Linked DNA regions of Homo sapiens: region 1 is linked to region 2. Evidence: read pairs that join two places in POLR2A ChIA-PET (ENCODE). Cell type or tissue: HepG2. All regions are shown on one strand. Each heading gives the region's core, and the rest is flanking DNA. Links, peaks and the distances in the headings are about the cores only.

Region 1 (2,911 bases), core at 1-2,500, 55 kb after region 2:
CAGTACTTTATTTCTTCTTATTTCTGAATAATACTGAACATTATATGTTAAGAGAGTTAGAGACATATGTTAAAAGACAAATTAGAACACATTCAGCTGAGAGCCTCAGGTTTTCAAAGTAGCTACAAACTATGTCATAAGGAATAATTGAAGAAATTGGGGGATATTTAATGTAGGAATGAGAAGATATGACTGAAGAGATGTCATAAATCAAAAGGAATAGACTTTTTTAGCTGGCTTCAAGGTGGTGTTGAAACCTGTAGCAAACAAAATTTTGCCTTGCTATGTTGTGAATGGGAGACTTACCATATGGAATTAAGAAGTAAACATGGAGAATGCAGAAGCTGAATAAGGAGACTTTTTCAAGAATCTTAACCATGGAGAGGGGTTGACACATGGGATGGTAGTTGGAGAGGTAGGTTTGGAATTTGTTTCATTTCACTTGTAACTCTTCTCAAATATTATTCAACTGAGAAAAAAGGATTGCTATTGATATGGTTTCACTGTGATCCCAACTAAATCTCAGGTTAAATTGTAATAATCCCCACATGTCAAGGGTGGGACCAGGTGGAGATAATTGAATCATGAGGTCAAATTCCCCCATACTGTTCTCCTGGTAGTGAATAAGTCTCATGAGAGCCAATGGTTTTATAAGTAGGAGTTTTCCTGCATAAGCTTTCTTGCCTGCTGCCATGTAAGACGTGACTTTGCTCCTCCTTTGCCTTCCACCATGATTGTGAGGCCTCCCTAGCCATGCTGAACTGTGAGTCAATTAAACCTCTTTCCTTTATAAATTGCCCAGTCTTGGGTATGTCTTTATTAGCAGCATAAGAACAGACTGATACAGTTATGGGACAAAGGAAAAAATATGGCCACCCTACTTTCTGACCACCACTTCAGACCTTTTCATCTCACCCTCTGTTACGTTATTACCATCAATTCTCCAGTCCCACAGAGACCTTCCATCTACCGACCACATGCCTTTTCTCTTTCTGTCGTGTGCTGCATGTGCTAATGTCTCTCCTTATGCAACTTATATCCCATCTTCCATCAGGACAATTATTCCTTTGCAATATCCTCAAAACACTCCCACCATTGTATTCAACAGGAAAAACTTCAAATCTGGTTAAATCTACTCTGCCTCTGTATGACTATACCTGTTCAGCTGAGCTTGAACAGAGGAAAACACGGTAATCAACAACTCCACATTTCTGTTTGCTCAGGCCAAATACTTGGAGTCATCCTAGATTCTTTCCTTTCCTGCAAGCCTTAGTTATTCAATCTGTTAGGAAATCCTACTAACTTTGTCTTCAAATATAACCAGAACTTGGCCAAATATCGCCATCTTTACTGATAGACACTGGAGATATTTATCAAATATTAAATAACCTGCTTTCTGCTCCCTCTACTTTTACCTTAATCGCTTACTGTTCCCACCTAGCAGCCAGATGCATCCTTTTAAAATGTCAGGGAGAACTATCCATTCACTTTCCATCTCACTTAGAGGAAAATCTCATCTAAAATCCTTATGATGGCATACAAGGACTTACCCTTTTTTTTAACCATGTGCCTCCCCATAGTATTTTCTGCCATTCTCCTTGTTGTCTGGTTCAGCCTCCCTGACCTCCAGACTGTTTGAACTTGCCAAACACACTCCATCATTGGCCTTGGCATTTATGCTCCCCCTGCCTGGAACACTCTTGAGCCAGGTATCTGCTTGACTCACTCCCTTATTTCATCCAAATCTCTGTTCAAATGTAATCTTATCAGAGAGATATCTTTCCTAACTACTCAACAACCACTCTTTATTCCCTTATTACACACTATAATTTCTTTATATCTCTTATCACATAGCATATATATATTTGTGATTATGTGTTTATTACCTGTCTTCCCTCCCTTGAATATAAATTCAAAAGAGCAGAGACTTTGTCTTTCTTGCTTACTGTTTTATGTCCAAGACCTAGAACAGTAAAACCCGCAGTAATTGAATAAAGAGGAGCCTCTGGATCTAAAGTATAAATCTAGCTTTCTAAATCCATTAATTCATTTATTCAACAATATTAACTGAAGACCTATTATAAGCCAGGTGGTGTTCTTAGCACTGGGAATAAGGTGATGAATAAGACAGATTACATTGACGAGGAGATGGTGGCAGTGGTAGGAGGGAGATATTAAATAAATACATAAGTGGATCAATTTAATTGGATAAAATAAAAATAGTTATAAATGCTATGAAAGTAATGAAGCAGTGTTTTACAAGAGAGTGCACCAGTTCAGGTCTTCTGAGAAGCAGACGTCAAGACAGAATTAGACAAACAAGAGATTGGGAGAAGATTCTGTGAAGGATAAGAGAGAGTAGGAGCAGGAGTAGCTGGGGAGCACTTCAAATGTGATGCAGCTCTGACACCTGGACAAGGAGAGAAGGAAAGAGGGAGTTTGGGACAGGTTATGGTGCAGCTTGAAGAAAGTCTTGGCCAACCTGATGAGATCTCTGTCCCACAACCCAGTCCTGAGTAGATATTGTTCATTAGGGAAGTCCCGTACTGGGCGGAAGTGGTGAAGTGGGCTGGGTCTAGTACCCCTATCTTACTCAGTCACAGGCTCAGGGCAGCCTTGGAAGAGAGAGCCTCAGGCCTAAGTGAGAACACTGCAATAGATCTAAAGATGGGGCAGTTGGAGGCTATCAGCCAACTATGCTCCCTTAAAGGGTCATCTGAATGGTGCACCTTCGTGGCCACAACAAGGAGTTACTCTGAGGGAAAGATAGGTACTTTCAACTGAACATTCATGAAGATTACTCTAATGAGGTGACAACGTTTGAGCAGAGAACCAGATGGCTAGAAGGAACCATGTTTGGAGGAAGAAGATTCCAGTGCCTTTCAATGTTGAATACAAGGGCAACAGCCCT
Region 2 (2,921 bases), core at 162-2,661:
GTCCATTTTGTTAGTGAAACAACTGAAAAGCCCAGAGAAAGGTTCAAGTGATGTAAGCTCGTGAGTTTTGAGATCCACGAAAGGAAGAAAATCAGAAATAGTAAAGAATAAGATTTTTCCAGTTGAACTATGTATGTACAAATGAGAATGTTTAAACCTTAAGAAAAAAAAACAAATTTTCCTGCTATTAGATATTATCTCTACATTCTAATTAACTTTTTATCTCTTCAAATAAATGGGAACATGGGACGCTTAGCTTACTTTGCATTGCACATCCAGTCAATGGCTTGTGGTTCAAAAAGTCCTGAAATCTGTTTAACATTAAAGAGTGGGGGGCCAGGCACGGTGGCTCATGCCTGTAATCCCAGCACTTTGGGAGGCTGAGGCGGGCAGATCACGAGGACAAGAGTTCTAGACCAGCCTGGCCAATATGGTGAAATCCTGTCTCTACTAAAAATACAAAAATTAACTGGGCGTGGTGGTAGGTGCCTATAGACCCAGCTACTCGGGAGGCTGAGGCAGAAGAGCTGCTTGAACCCGGGAGGCAGAGGTTGCAGTGAACGGAGATTGTGCCGCTGCACTCCAGCCTGGGCAACAGAGTGAGACTCCGTCTCAAAAAAAAAAAAAAAAAAAAAAAAAAAGAGTGCGGATGGCAGTCTTATTAACTGGATTTGTACTTTCTTTACTAGTCACAAAATACTCTTTGTGGAATAGATATCTACAGGCAGAAATTTTGCAAAAACGTTTCAAAGCTTAGCAATTTACATAATTAGTTTTCAACTCTCAATTCCATACAGAGTCTCCTAAGAGGAAAATTACAAATGCCACGTGGTTAGGGTTTCAACATTCTGAACACTGGTATTTTCTCCATATAGCATACAGGAAAGAGTAAATAGTTGTTCTCTACAAATCTCAGGCAGCACAGTCACTTCTGGGAGGCTGGGAGTGTAACGCTGCACATCGTTGCCTGATGTGCATGCCAAGTCAATATGCTGAGACCCTGGGCTGCAGCAGAGAAAGAAGTTTAATCGTAGTAGGGCCACCGAACAGAGATAGAGGAAACCGCAAATCTATCTGCCTGAGGAGTTTGGGGCTAGCGTTTTTAGGGGTTTTGGAGTGGGTTGAAGTGTACAGATTGAACGGTCAACGAATGCAGGGTAAAGCCATAGGACAGGGAAATGAAGAAACTATTCTTAGGCTGATTCGGTTCTTCTGTGAGGGTCTTTAAACTGGATGGCCTCAGCTGTTAAATTGGAATTCAGGATCTACTTAAACAATTCTTAAACAAAAGCCTCATGATTCTAACACCAGAGATCCAATCTAAGGCCAGAAATACTATCTATAGGAACAACCAGGATGCAAATGGTCAGTATCCAGTGTTATGTGACTTTCAGTTACAAGGAAGTGGGTCAAAGCACAGACTGAATAATGCTTAATTATAGCTATATTTCTGTCTAGAATTCTTTTTAACCCTGTGAACATGGCTTCAGCAGGAAACAATATTGTAAAGAAAAAAATGGGGTTGGGGGGTAAATTTTTTCCAGTAGTACTCAGCCAAGTTGCTGTTACTTTTCACTTAAATCCAGGATGGGATGAAAAGTGCTCCCATCTACCAAGAGCAACTTCAAGAAGAAAAGAGAAATATGTAACATGTGTCAGTCAAGAAAGATCAAAGTGCGTGACCATTTGCAGTCACGAAACCTGGCTGGTCAAGGTGACTAAGTGGCCGGCACAGGAACTATCAGTCAACTAATCACTGTGGAGTGAATGAGAGTTTAGAGGGAAGAATGTGACTCCCAGAGGGCTGAGAATATGTGTGCAATGGTTATGGTTGGCCAGTGGCGATAAAGCCAAAGTTGTGATGTTATAGTAGGTAGCTAGTCAGGCATGAGCAGGGCAGGAGAGGGTTCCACCTGACCAGGAATGTCAGGTGACCATCAGGTGATGGACAGGAGGTTGTTAAATGTTTCTCTAAAATAGTAATTGGTCACAGCCAGTGAAAGGGAAAGGCAGTCTCCATATAGATAGAAAAAAACCTGCAACTGGTGATCAGCAGCTTCCCAATAAGATCTGAAGAGATGGGTGAGTGAGCTCAAGCATGCACATTAAGAGGCAAAATGGTGGAGTTTAACTGGTATATGACCTTCCTCTAGGAATGCTAGACTGGTAAGGGAAGAATGCCTCAAGTGAGTATGGGCACAACTCCAGTAAGCACACTGCACAGGCTCCTCTCCCAAGCGCTAGCAGGCCACTGCGCATGTGAACAGCCCACCCCAAGGGAAGAATCAGGGGAGAAGGGACACAAGACCCTGGACGTACCAATGTATAAAACCTCAAGTCAAAAGGCCAAACTGCACAATAACCGTTCGAGTCACCAGCTTGGCCCTCTTCCAGGTGCGCGTTCCTTCCTTCTGTTCCTGCTCTAAAACTTTTTAATAAATTTTCACTCCTCTAAAACTTCTCGGTCTCCCTACCTTATGCCCCTCGGCCGAATTCTTTCTTCTGAGGAGGTAAGAATTGAGGTTGCTGCAGATGCATCAGATTCGCTACTGGTAACAGGCACACAGAGGAGTCCTCCCCCTCCGCCCACTGGTCTCCTTTAAGGAGGAAGTGGCTAACGAAAAACTGCATCTCTGACAGCAAATATGGAGCCCAGCAAATAAGACTGTGCTGAGGACAAAGGAGCACCATCACATTAACACCGGAGAGAGAACTCACAGGCATTTTGGGGTCTCAAACATACAGCAGCCTACCGGTAGGATCCAGGAAAGGGAAATGCATCAAGTCAAGACGGTGGGAGGAAGGGAGAAAAAATAAAAACAAATCAAGATATAAGGTAACCCTTTGCTAGATTCTAATTCCTTTAAGAGAGTTATGTAATTTATCGCTATCAATGTGATAGTCAAACAGTGTCTGCCTCT

Evidence for each region. Peaks named below come from ENCODE experiments on the same cell type or tissue, not always from the same donor. Only the 100,000 strongest peaks of a DNase experiment are listed, where the experiment ranks them.
Region 1: POLR2A ChIA-PET joins it to region 2 with 5 read pairs; 4 of 35 experiments call an interaction of 5 or more read pairs at or near these places.

The regions. Positions count from the first base shown.
Region 1 is chr7:80,128,781-80,131,691 of GRCh38, reverse strand. No RefSeq gene overlaps it. Among named protein-coding and RNA genes, the nearest start is that of GNAI1, 4.6 kb to the left of the region's middle. In HepG2, for the core only: no CTCF peak of the experiment used is centred there; a DNase peak (open chromatin) is centred at 1,171.
Region 2 is chr7:80,183,744-80,186,664 of GRCh38, reverse strand. All of the region lies in intron 1 of GNAI1 (G protein subunit alpha i1), which reads right to left. Among named protein-coding and RNA genes, the nearest start is that of GNAI1, 50 kb to the right of the region's middle. In HepG2, for the core only: no CTCF peak of the experiment used is centred there; no DNase peak of the experiment used is centred there.